Linked DNA regions of Homo sapiens: region 1 is linked to region 2. The links are chromatin contacts, found by Hi-C or POLR2A ChIA-PET in ENCODE. All regions are on one chromosome and are shown on one strand. Each heading gives the region's core, a stretch centred on a gene start or an enhancer-like site at or near the end of the contact. The rest is flanking DNA. Distances are from core to core; before and after follow the strand shown. Region 1 overlaps ZNF341 (zinc finger protein 341). Region 2 has its middle 72 kb from the start of CHMP4B.

What was found. A loop is a pair of places that touch in the nucleus more often than their neighbours do. ChIA-PET counts read pairs that join two places held with the same protein, here RNA polymerase II (POLR2A). Pooled maps may share reads with other maps.
Region 1: a pooled map shows a loop between it and region 2 (4-fold over the local background). The contact joins two enhancer-like sites. A Hi-C loop is called at or near these places in 1 of 168 maps with a recorded cell type or tissue (GM12878), 17 of 37 single-sample maps with no recorded cell type and 6 of 50 pooled maps. POLR2A ChIA-PET finds 5 or more read pairs at or near these places in 3 of 52 experiments (OCI-LY7, WTC11 and naive thymus-derived CD4-positive, alpha-beta T cell).

Annotation. Positions count from the first base shown.
Region 1 is chr20:33,770,946-33,776,248 of GRCh38, reverse strand. All of the region lies in intron 10 of ZNF341 (zinc finger protein 341), which reads right to left. Among named protein-coding and RNA genes, the nearest start is that of ZNF341-AS1, 38 kb to the left of the region's middle. RefSeq lists an enhancer at 2,668-2,737. Within about 2 kb of position 2,413, at least 2 of the 41 ENCODE cell types and tissues checked have a DNase peak (open chromatin) inside an H3K27ac peak, as active enhancers do; they include GM12878, where a contact is called at or near this core.
Region 2 is chr20:33,880,810-33,886,701 of GRCh38, reverse strand. No RefSeq gene overlaps it. Among named protein-coding and RNA genes, the nearest start is that of CHMP4B, 72 kb to the right of the region's middle. RefSeq lists enhancers at 2,940-3,199, 3,380-3,499. Within about 2 kb of position 3,426, at least 2 of the 41 ENCODE cell types and tissues checked have a DNase peak (open chromatin) inside an H3K27ac peak, as active enhancers do; they include GM12878, where a contact is called at or near this core.

The DNA of each region.
Region 1 (5,303 bases), core at 1,164-3,663, 110 kb after region 2:
TGGGCATGGTGGTGCATGCTTGTAGTCCCAGCTACCCAGGAGGCTGAGGTGGGAGAATCACCTGAGACTGGGGAGGTCAAGGGTCAAGGCTGCAGTGAGCCATGATCATGCCACTGCTTTCCAGCCTTGGTGATGGAGTGAGACCCTGTCTCTAAACAAAAAATTAATTAATTAATTATATTAAAATTAAAATACATACATAAGTTAAATTCATGAAACAAAGGAAAGCTTTAAAACACATATATTGAAGGCCAGGCATGGTGGCTTATGCCTGTAATCCTAGTACTTTGGGAGGCTGAGGAGGGTGGATTGCTTGAGCCTTGGAGTTCTAGGCCAGCCTGGGCAATATAGCAAGACCCTGTCTCTACAAAAAATACCAAAATTAGCTGGCAGTGGTGGCACACACCTGTAGTCCCAGCTACTCAGGAGGCTGAGGGGGATGGATTGTTTGAGCCAGGGAAGTCAAGGCTACAGCAAGCCATGATTGTGCCACTGTACTCCAGCCTGGGTGACTGAGCAAGATCCTGTCTCAAAAATCAATCAATCAATAATAAAATTATGACAAAATAAGAGGTTTACAAAGAACACTTTTCGAACATGATTGCCCGTGATATGGGGAAGTGGGTCACAGTGGATGGAGAATTCCTGTTCACTCTATGTCCTGTGATAGTTTTACAATATTGCACTGTATACATATAGTTTTTGAAGTAGATAATTAATCTTTAAAAAAAAAAAAAAAAGGCCGGGCACGGTGGCTCACACCTGTAATCCTAGCACTTTGGGAGGCCGAGGTGGGTAGATCACGAGGTCAGGGATCGAGACCATCCTGGCTAACATGGTGAAACCCCGTCTCTACTAAAAATACAAAAAATTAGCGGGGCATGGTGGCAGGTGCCTTGTAGTCGCAGCTACTAGAAAGGCTGAGGCAGGAGAATCACTTGAACCTGGGAGGCGAAGGTTGTAGTGAGCTGAGATCCTGCCATTGCACTCCAGCCTGGGCAACAGAGCGAGACTCCATCTCAAAAAAAAAAAAAAACAAAACCCTTTCAACTCTGACCTGCAAAATCACTTCTAGGAACTTAGAAAAGAGCAAAGATGTACTTCCGAAGTTGTTCCCTGTATAATTGTTATACTGATGACAAACTGAAAATAACCTCACTAACCAACAATGGGAGATGACAGAAGTAAATCACAGTACACCATGCACAATGGAATACAAAGTAGCTGTTTAAAGAATGAGGCAGGTCTATTGTTGCTGAAATGCAAAGATGTCCATATTACTGATGTTTTTGTTTTTCCCCGAGACAGGGTCTCACGAGTGCAGTGGCATGATCACGGCTCACTGCAGCCTTGAACTCCTGGACTCAAGCAATCCAGCTCAGCCTCCCAAGTAACTGGGACTACAGGCACATGCCACCATGCCTGGCTAATTTTTGTATTTTTTGTACAGGCAAGGTTTCATCATGTTGCTCAGGCTGGTTTTGAACTCCTGGCCTCAAGTGATCTGCCTGCCTCGGCCTCCCACAGTGCTAGGATTACAGGCATAAGCCACCATGCCCAGCTATATTACTGTTTTAAGTGAAAAAGTTTTAAGTGATAAAACCACATGTGCAGTGATCCCATTAAATCAGTCTGTTTGTTGGACATTGCGCTACAGGAAGACAGTGTGATGAATTTTCACCAAATTCAGTGACTCTATTTGGCATCACCTGACTCAAATATAGTCTGTGATATTTATATCTGTATCCATATCTGTAAACATATTTATTACACATATATGCCAAAGGATATCCACCAAGAGGTTAATAGTGCAGTGGCGATCTCTGGGTGACAGTTTTGGTTTTTTGTTTTTGTGTGGGTTTTTACAAAATTGTTTTCTCTGCATTGAACATTGACTTTTGCAATTGGGGGAAAAAATCAATAAATCTTATTTTTCTCTTTTTTCTTTTTTGAGACGGAGTCTCTCTCTCTGTCACCCAGGCTGGATGGAGTGCAGTGGCACAATCTTGGCTCACTGCAACCTCCACCTCCCGAGTTTGAGCGATTCTCCTGCCTCAGGCTCCGGAGTGGCTGGGACTACAGGAGTGTGCCACCACACCCAGCTAATTTTTTTTTTTTTTTTTTTTTTTTTAGTAGAGACAGGGTTTCACTGTGTTGGCCAGGCTGGTCTCAAACTCCTGACCTCAAGTGATCTGCCCTCCTCGGACTCCCAAAGTGCTGGGATTACAAGAGTGAGCCACTGCACCCAGCCAAATCTTATTTTTTAAAAGGAAATATTAAACATACAGTAAAGATATAGTGGCATGACTAAAAGTCATTTGAGAGGTTTGGGGAAAGTACACATAGGCAGGCCAAGGCAATGTGGCTGACAGGGAACAGAAACCAGAATGACAGGGCTTGGACTTCTAAAGATATGATGAAGCCACCACAGCCACTCAAATGTCACTATGAGACAGAATCAACTCTCATGGTGTATAAGTCACTGTTATTTGAGGTTTCTACTGCATGCAGCCAAACTTCTACTTAAATAACACAAATAATAATAATTGTAGCAATAACATTTATTGAGTACCTACTATGTTCCAGGTACCATGTCTAAGAGCCTCAGCCTTGTCTTACTTGATCCTTATAAATAATCCAGTAGGGCAGGCACTACTGTGATCCCCATTTCACAGAGGAGAAAACCGAGGCTCAGAGTGGCTGAATACCTTGCCCAAGGTCATCCACTGGATTTGCAGTCAAGACAGGATTTAAGCACAGGCCAATGGCTCCAGAACCCTTATCACTACCCATGACACCATTCCACCTTCAGGCCATCCAAATGGGGGCCTGGCTCATTGGGCCTTACTTTTGGGACAGGACAACAGCTCCAATGTCTACAAAGGGCCACTGGCACTATGACCCTGCAAGGGGACTGCACAGGGTCATCAGCATCGGGCTCAATCTTCAACCTGCAAACTCCAAGACCAGGGCTATGAGGCTTCCAAGATCTCACACTAGGGTTCGAATCTAAACTCTGCTGATGTTGTTACTCTGGTGGGCAGGTCACTTCTCTTTGAACCTCAGTGTCTTCATCTTCAAAATGGGGAGAATATCACCTACCTCCCAGGGCTGCAGGGATTCATGTCACTAAAGGCAAAGCTTGGCACAGAGCAGGTGCTTCCTTCCCTTTACTTGGCATCTCACTCCAGAGTCACACAGCCACAGGAACTCACAGATAATCCACAAATCAGAAGGGCAAGAGCCAAAGAAAATTTATCAAGTGCAAACGGGAATAAGTCATCACTGCCAGAAATCTCTGCCCCTTGGCTGGCCAAAGCTTTGCCCAGCTTCCCTGCCTCTCTTGCCCCATTTCCCAGAGTCTTGGGGGCAAGTTACCCTACACCCCATTTCTTGAGTTCTAGCTCCTCTGCCAACTTCTCAGAGCTCTTGTGATTTCTACGTGGCCCTTCATGCCTTGGCCCCACTTTTTCCCATAGGCCCCATCTAAACATCTCCCTCCCGCTTCCACTCCACATAACAGTCATTCTATTAATACATCACTTGCTGTTGTATTTTAAACTTGCGGTTCCTCCTGATAGGAACACACTCCATCCATTGTCTACCTGGCAAACTCCTATTCATCCTTCAAAACTCAGTTCAGATGTCACTGCTCTTGGGACAGCTTCTCTAGCCTGCCTCCCCTGTGGTATCTCTATACCTTATAAACATATATGATAGCATTTTATCAAGTGATAGGGTGCATTTGTTTACACACCAGTCACCCTGAGCAGCCCATGCATTTTAAGCTCAAGGTATTTACTTATCTCTGAACCCCAGAAGCTTCACCCAGGAGTTACAGGGGCCTCATTAACAGAAACACCAAATCTCTGCAGGTACAAGTTTGTACAGAGAAGCAAAAACCACTGTAATGGGAAAATATTTGCTAATGAACTGGAAGGAGGCCCCACACAAACACCACTCCTGGCCTTTTGCTACTATCTACCCCCATGGGTTTTGTGAGGCAGGTGCTCCCAGATGATGCAGGCAAATGTACAGCAAAATGACTGCAGATGGGGGATTTCATGACATCATCAAAGTGATGTTGCACAACTGCAAATAACACCATCAACAAAGGAAGACCTGGCAAAACAGACCAGAAAACAACTGAGGCAGAGAAACTCAACAAGGATGATCAGAGGTCAATAGGTCCAAAGAGAATGACGTGAAGATCTTTTTTTTTTTTTTTTTTTTTTTTTAAGACAAGCGTCTCTGTCGCTCAGGCTGAGTGCAGTGGCGCGATGATGGCTCACAGCAGCCTTAACCTCCTGGGCTCAAGCAATCCTACCATCTCAGCCTCCTGAGTAGCTGGGACTACGGGTGCGTGCCAACACACCTGGCTAATTTTTCTATTTTTGTTGAGACAAGGTCTTGCTATGTTGCCCAGACTGGTTTCAAACTCCTGGGCTCAAGCCATCCTCCCACCTCAGCCTCCCCAAATGCTAGGATTATAGGCGTGAGCCACTGTGCCCTGCTTTAACATGAAGATCTAAGGATAAAAAGCATGTTGCAAAACTGAGGAAACCTTTCATCATTTCTGCCAAAGGGACCCTCTTCATGACCACAATGGAAGACTGAAGTGATATAAATGATTATCAGAATAAATTACCCCAATAAAATCCATACCTGATCCATCCCTTGTTCATTCTAAGAATCATCATATAGGCTGGGCACAGTGGCTCACGCCTGTAATCCTAGCATTTTGGGAGGCTAAGGTGGGAGGATCACTTGAGTCCAGGAATTCAAGACCAGCCTGAGCAACATGGCGAAACCCCGTCTCTACAAAAAATACAAAAATTAGCTGGGCGTGGGGCACATGCCTGTTAGTCCCAGCTACTCAGGTGGCTGAGGTGGGAGGATCACCTGAGCCCGGGGAGGCTGCAGTGAGCTGTGATGGTGCCACTGGACTCCAACCTGGGCAACAGAGCAAAACCCCATCTCAAAGAAAAAAATAAAATAAAAATAGGAATCAGCATATAGCTTCAACTTTAACCTAGATCTTATAGATTATAAAACAAATGAATATTATTTTTATGATCTTTGCTTTTAAACATGTTACCGTTCATTTTATTGTATTTTATTTTTTTTGAGACGGAGTGTTGCTCTGTCGCCCAGGCTGGAGTGCAGTGACACGGTCTCAGCTCACTGCAAGCTCTGCCTCCCGGGTTCACGTCATTCTCCTGCCTCAGCCTCCCAAGTAGCTGGGACTACAGGCGCCCACCACCACGCCCGGCTAATTTTTTTTGTATTTTTAGTAGAGACGG
Region 2 (5,892 bases), core at 2,177-4,676:
GGCATTTGCTCATTCATCCTGTGAGTATTTATTGAGTGCCTACTATGTACCAGGCTCTGTTGTAGGAGCTGGGGCTACACCATGAGCAAGACAATTAAATGACTTGCCCTTGTACGGGGAGGCAGACAGTAAACAAGTCATGTCAGACAGTGCATTGGAAGAAATGCGCTGGAAGATGTAGAGTCAGCTTAGGCTGCATAACAAAGTACCACAGACTGGGTAGCTTAAATCAGTGGTCCCAACCTTTTTGGCACCAGGGACGGGTTTCGTGGAAGACAGTTTTTCCATGGATAGTGGGGGGGATGGTTTGGGGATGATTCATATTATATTTATTGTACACTTTATTTATATTATTACCACACTGTAATATACAACGAAATAATTATATGACTCACCATAATGTAGAATCAGTGGGAGCCCTGAGCTTGTGTTCCTTTTTTTTTTTTTTTTTTGAGACGAAGTCTCTCTCTGTCGCCCAGGCTGGAGTGCAATGGCGCGATCTTGGCTCACTGCAACCTCCGCCTCCTGGGTTCAAGCAATTCTCCTGCCTCACCCTCCTGAGTAGCTGGAATTACAAGCGCTCACCACCGTGCCCTGCTAATTTTTGTATTTTTAGTAGAGACAGGGTTTCACCATGTTGGTCAGGCTGGCCTCAAACTCCTCACCTCGTGATCCACCTGCCTCGGCCTCCCAAAGTGCTGGGATTACAGGCGTGAGCCACCAGGTCCAGCCTGAGCTTGTTTTCCTGCGACTAGATGGTCCCATCTGAGAGTCACGGGAGACAGTGACAGATCATCAGGCATTAGATTCTCATAAGGAGCATGCAACCTAGATCCCCCGCATGAACAGTTCACAACAGGGTTCACACTCCTGTGAGCATCTAATGCTGCCGCTGATCTGGCAGGAGGCAGAGCTCAGGCAGCCATTCGTGTGATGGGGAGCGGCTGTATATACAGACGAAGCTTCTCTCCCTCACCAGCCACTCACCTCCTGCTGTGTGCCAGGTTCCTAATAGGCCATGGACCAGTACTGGTCCATGGCCAGGGGATTGAGGACCCCTGGCTCAAATAACAGAAATTTATTTTCCCACAGTTCCAGAGGCAGCAAGTCCAAGACCAAGGCACCCGCAGGGTTTCCTTGGAGGCCTCCCTCCTCGGCTTTCCTCCCCATGTCCTCACACGGCCTTCCCTCTGTGCACCCTCATCCCTTGTGTTGCTTCCCCCTTTTAAAAAGGATACCAGGCCGGGCACAGTGGCTCACGCCTGTTATCCCAGCACTTTGGGAGGCCGAGATGGGTGGATCACGAGCTCAGGAGTTCAAGACCAGCCTGGCCAACATGGTGAAACCCTGTCTCTACCAAAAATACAAAAAAAAAATTAGCCGGGAGTGGTGGCACGTGCCTGTTAGTCCCAGCTACTCGGGAGACTGAGGCAGGAAAATTGCTTGAACCCCAGAGGCAGAGGTTGCAGTGAACCAAGATCGCATCACTGCACTCCAGCCTGGGAGACAGAGCAAGACTCTGTCTCAAAAACAAAACAAAACAAAACAAACAAACAAACAAACAAAAAGGACACCACTCAGATTGGATTAAGACCCAGCCCTACTGGCCTCATTTTAACTTATTCACCTCTTTAAAGACCTTATCTCCAAACACAGTGACATTCTGAGGTACTCGGGGTTAGGGCTTCAACCTATAAACTTTGGGAAGGACACAATTCATCCCATAACTGCTAAGAAAGTGGGGGTGTTTTTTTTTTTTTTTCAAAGATGGGATCTCACTATGTTGCCCAGGCTGGTCTTGAACTCCTGGCCTCAACTGATCTTCCTGCCTTGGGTTCCCAAAGTTGGCAGGGGTGAGTAGGATATTTTAGTCAAGGTGGTCAGGGAAGGCCTCTTGGAGGAAGTGTCATTTGAGCTGAGGTCTAATCAGGAGATCTGGGGAAAAGAGAGTCCAAGTAGAGGAAAGTATAAGAACAAAAGCCCTGAGGCAGGATCGAGTTTGAGGTCTCTGAGGAACAAGAAGGCCACACTGGCTGGACCTGAGGTTGGGGGTGATGGCAGGCAGGGACGGGGTCAGCAGGGCTTTGTAGGCCACGGGAAGGAGTTTGGATTTTATACAATCCTTCTCCTGCTTCACTAGAGGCCATGGGATGTGGTAAGAGGTGCTGGGACATAGTGATGAATCTGACTCATCTTCCCCATTGCCCCCCCACAGCTCTGACCCCTGCCCAGGTGCTCCCAGCCAGGCAGGCAGATAAGGAGAGGATTTAATCCACTGTGATCATTCCTGAGGCAGAGGAGGTAAGGGAGACCCTGAGGCCCAAAGTGCTAGCCCTGCCTGAACTAGTTAGGTTAGTGTCTCTGGCGGGGCTGCCAGACTCTTGATTTGAGATGAAGAAGCAGAAGCATATCCCAGGCAGAGAGACCTGTGTGGGCTAAAGCCTGGAGAAATGAAAGGGCTGCTGGTGAGCTCTGGTAGGTGGGAGATATGGGACAGGGCAGCAGCAGCACCTGCCACACAAACATCCACTACCTGGGAGCTGGCTAAGGAAATGATGGTCAAGCTGTACCAGAGAATGAAGCAGCCTTCTCTCTGCAGATACAAAAAGATCTCCAAGATGTATTAAGTGCAAAAATGAAAGTATAGAACCACGTTCCTGATAAGCTACCATTTGTATATAAAGCATGTGTGGGGGTGGTAAATATGACGACATATTTGTCCTATTTACATTTGCATAAAGAAACTGGAAGGATACACAAGGAACTAAGGCATGTGGCAGGTGATGGGGACTAGGCAGGTGAGGACGATGCAGGAGTTAGCCTTGTTTTACTGTGTGCCTTTTGAATTGTTTTTGTTTTTGTTTTTGTTTTGAGATGGAGTCTCACTCTGTCACCCAGGCTGGAGTGCAGTGGCATGTTGTCGGCTCACTTCAACCTCCACCTCCCAGATTCAAGTGATCCTGCTGCCTCAGCCTCCTGAGTAGCTGGAATTACAGGTGTGCACCATCACGCCCTGCTAAGTTTTATTTTTTTTAGTAGAGACAGGGTTTCACCATGTTGACCAGACTGGTCTCCTAACCTCAAGTGATCCACCCACCTTGGCGTCCCAAAGTGCTGGGATTATAGGCATGAGCCACCACACGCAGTCCTGAATGTAATTTTTGAAACCCATAATCATGAAACTCATTCTTAAAAATTGAAGAGCAAGAGTACAGAGGATGCGGCGCGGGAGCTGAGGTCACCAGGGCTGAGGTTGCTGTCATAGTATAAAAAGAGACATACTGCAACTGTGAGATTAACAAGAGCCATAGGACCCACTTAAGCATCTCACAGGCCGGACACCAGGTGTCACTTAGCAGTTGATACAGCCTGGCCCCAGGATTTCCAACCCTGGCCAGGGGATTTCCAGAAAACAAGACCACCTCAGCACAGATGCAACTTTCATAAACCTTGAAACAAAGCTTCCCCTTACAAGAATAGCTTAAACTTCTTTTTTGAAAGAAACACCTGGCGACTAACCTAGACTGAACCCAGGTCTAGGGAAGGGAGAAGGATCCCCCAAACTCTGAGGATGGTCTCTACACAGAGACCCTCCTGGTCAGCTGGTCCTCTGACCTCCTAAGTGTATCTGGCCCGTGTCATTGATGTCTGTCTCGTAACAGCACAGCCAAAATAAATCACTTGAGGCCGGGCACCATGGTTCATGCTTGTAACTCAGAACTTTGGGAGGCCAAGGGAGGAAGATGGGTTAAGGCCAGGAGTTCAAGACCAGCCTGGGCAACACAGCAAGATCCCATCTTTTTTTTTTTTAAGAAAAGGATAAACCGTTTGAGCATCAGGCAGTGTCTAAGACTCATCTTTGACACGAATCAAACCAAAGGAGAGAAATCGCTCGTGGGGAAGCTGGTCACCTAGGACCACCCGAACACAACAGCTGCTTATGATTTGGGCAGTAGGGAGCCATGGAAGGATTTAAAGGTAGGGAGGAGGTGTGTGACGTGATCAGACTTGTGAGCAGCCAGTGCGGAGAGTGGTTCACAGGGGGCAGCATGGAGGAGGCAGGTGTGACCATCCAGCTAGTGCCTGGCCTCTGATCTAGGGCAGAGACAAGGAGGTGGGGTGGGGAGCAGAGCGTTGGAGGGGGAAGGGACAGTAGAAGGCAGAGCTAACGAGGCTCCACTGCCAGGCAGGGATGCTAACCAGCTCCTTCCCCTCGGAAAAGAGGTGGATGTCAAATCTTGAGCCCCGCCCAGCCACACTGGCCCCTGATAAATCCCCTCTGGCCAGTCATTACTCTTCTCACGTGCAGCCCCCTAATTGCCCAGAGATGAAGTGTCTGAGGCTGCCCTCTTGCCATGGCAGACAAATGCCTGTTTGAGCAGAAGCCGGAGGGAACAGGACAGATGGGGTCCTGTTCAGCTTCCCTGCTCCCAGATCCCGGGCCTCGCTGCTCCTGTGGGCTTTGGGAAACCAACAAGGGTTTGTGTTTAATGAGGCTGCCTGCTCATCCATCACGCAAGGCCAGTGCCTTGACGACAGCAACCACCAAAGATGAGGGCCAGGCCAGGGTCCCTGAATCAGAGCAGGGTGAGGGTGGGGCAGGCTCAGTGCAATCGAATCCAGGCTGTGTAAATCACCACACCTCTCCAGGCTGTGATTTCCTCACCAAAATGGGGATCATGTTTTATGTGGCAGACATTGCATGTTAACAACTCTACACCCACTTGCTCTACTTCTTTAGGAGGAGAATCACATTTGTTTTCAGGATGGGGAGGAAAGGTACCACTGAAAAAACTCACTCTTCCCGCTTCCCTTGGAGCAGAGGCCACTATGTGGCAAGAGATAACACATAAGGCCGGGCGCGTTGGCTTGTGGCTGTAGTTTCAACACTTTTGTAGGCAGACGCAGGAGGATCGCTTGAGCTCAGGAGTTTGAGACCAGCCTGGGCAACATAGCGTGACCTGTCTCTACAAAAAAAAAAAAAAAAATTTCCGGGTGCGGTGGCTCATGCCTGTAATCTCAGCACTTTGGGAGGCCGAGGTCAGTAGATCACCTGAGGTCGGGAGTTCAAGACCAGCCTGACCAACATGGTGAAACCCTGTCTTTACTAAAAATACAAAATTAGCCGGGCGTGGTGGCACATACCTGTAATCCCAGCTACTCGGGAGGCTGAGGCAGGAGAATCGCTTGAACCCAAGAGGCAGAGGTTGCAGCAAGCTGAGATTTCACCATTGCACTCCAGCCTGGACAACAAGAGTGAAACTGTCTCAAAAAAAAAAAAAAAATTAAGTTAGCCAGGTGTGGTGGCACACACCTGTAGTCCCAGCTACTCAGGAGGCCGAGGTAGGAGGTTCACTTGAGCCTGGGAGGTTGAGGTTGCAGTGAGCTGTAATCACACCACTGCACTCCAGCCTGGGTGATGGAGTGAGACCCTGTCTCAAAACAAAGAAGCAAACAAAAGACAGAAGACATGGGGCATTTGGAGATGAGATGCCTGGAAGTGCAACAAGAGGGTTAAAGCCGCACCCCAAGGGTGCTAAAATGTGAAGATCAAAGGTGTCCAAGTCCCTGGCAGCTTCATGGAGCCACTAAGTCACCTGGGGCTGCCATATCCAGACTTCTGAATGGCACTGGGGTTTGAATGCCTCTGTGAGGACGAAAGACAAGGCTCCTGGCCCTGTGAGAGCCCTCCAGCTGAAACTAGGCTCCCTACATCAGGAAAAAGCTGGAAGTCAGCTGTTTCTTCTTGGGACTGGAAAAACTGCCCAATAACCTTGGGCTGCAGCCTAGAAGTGGGTGTCTTGCCCTGGGCCATAGAAAAAAAAAAGTCACCCAAGATAAACTGAAAAAACAAACAAAGCAAAAAGAAAGAGAGAAACTCAATAGGTGGGT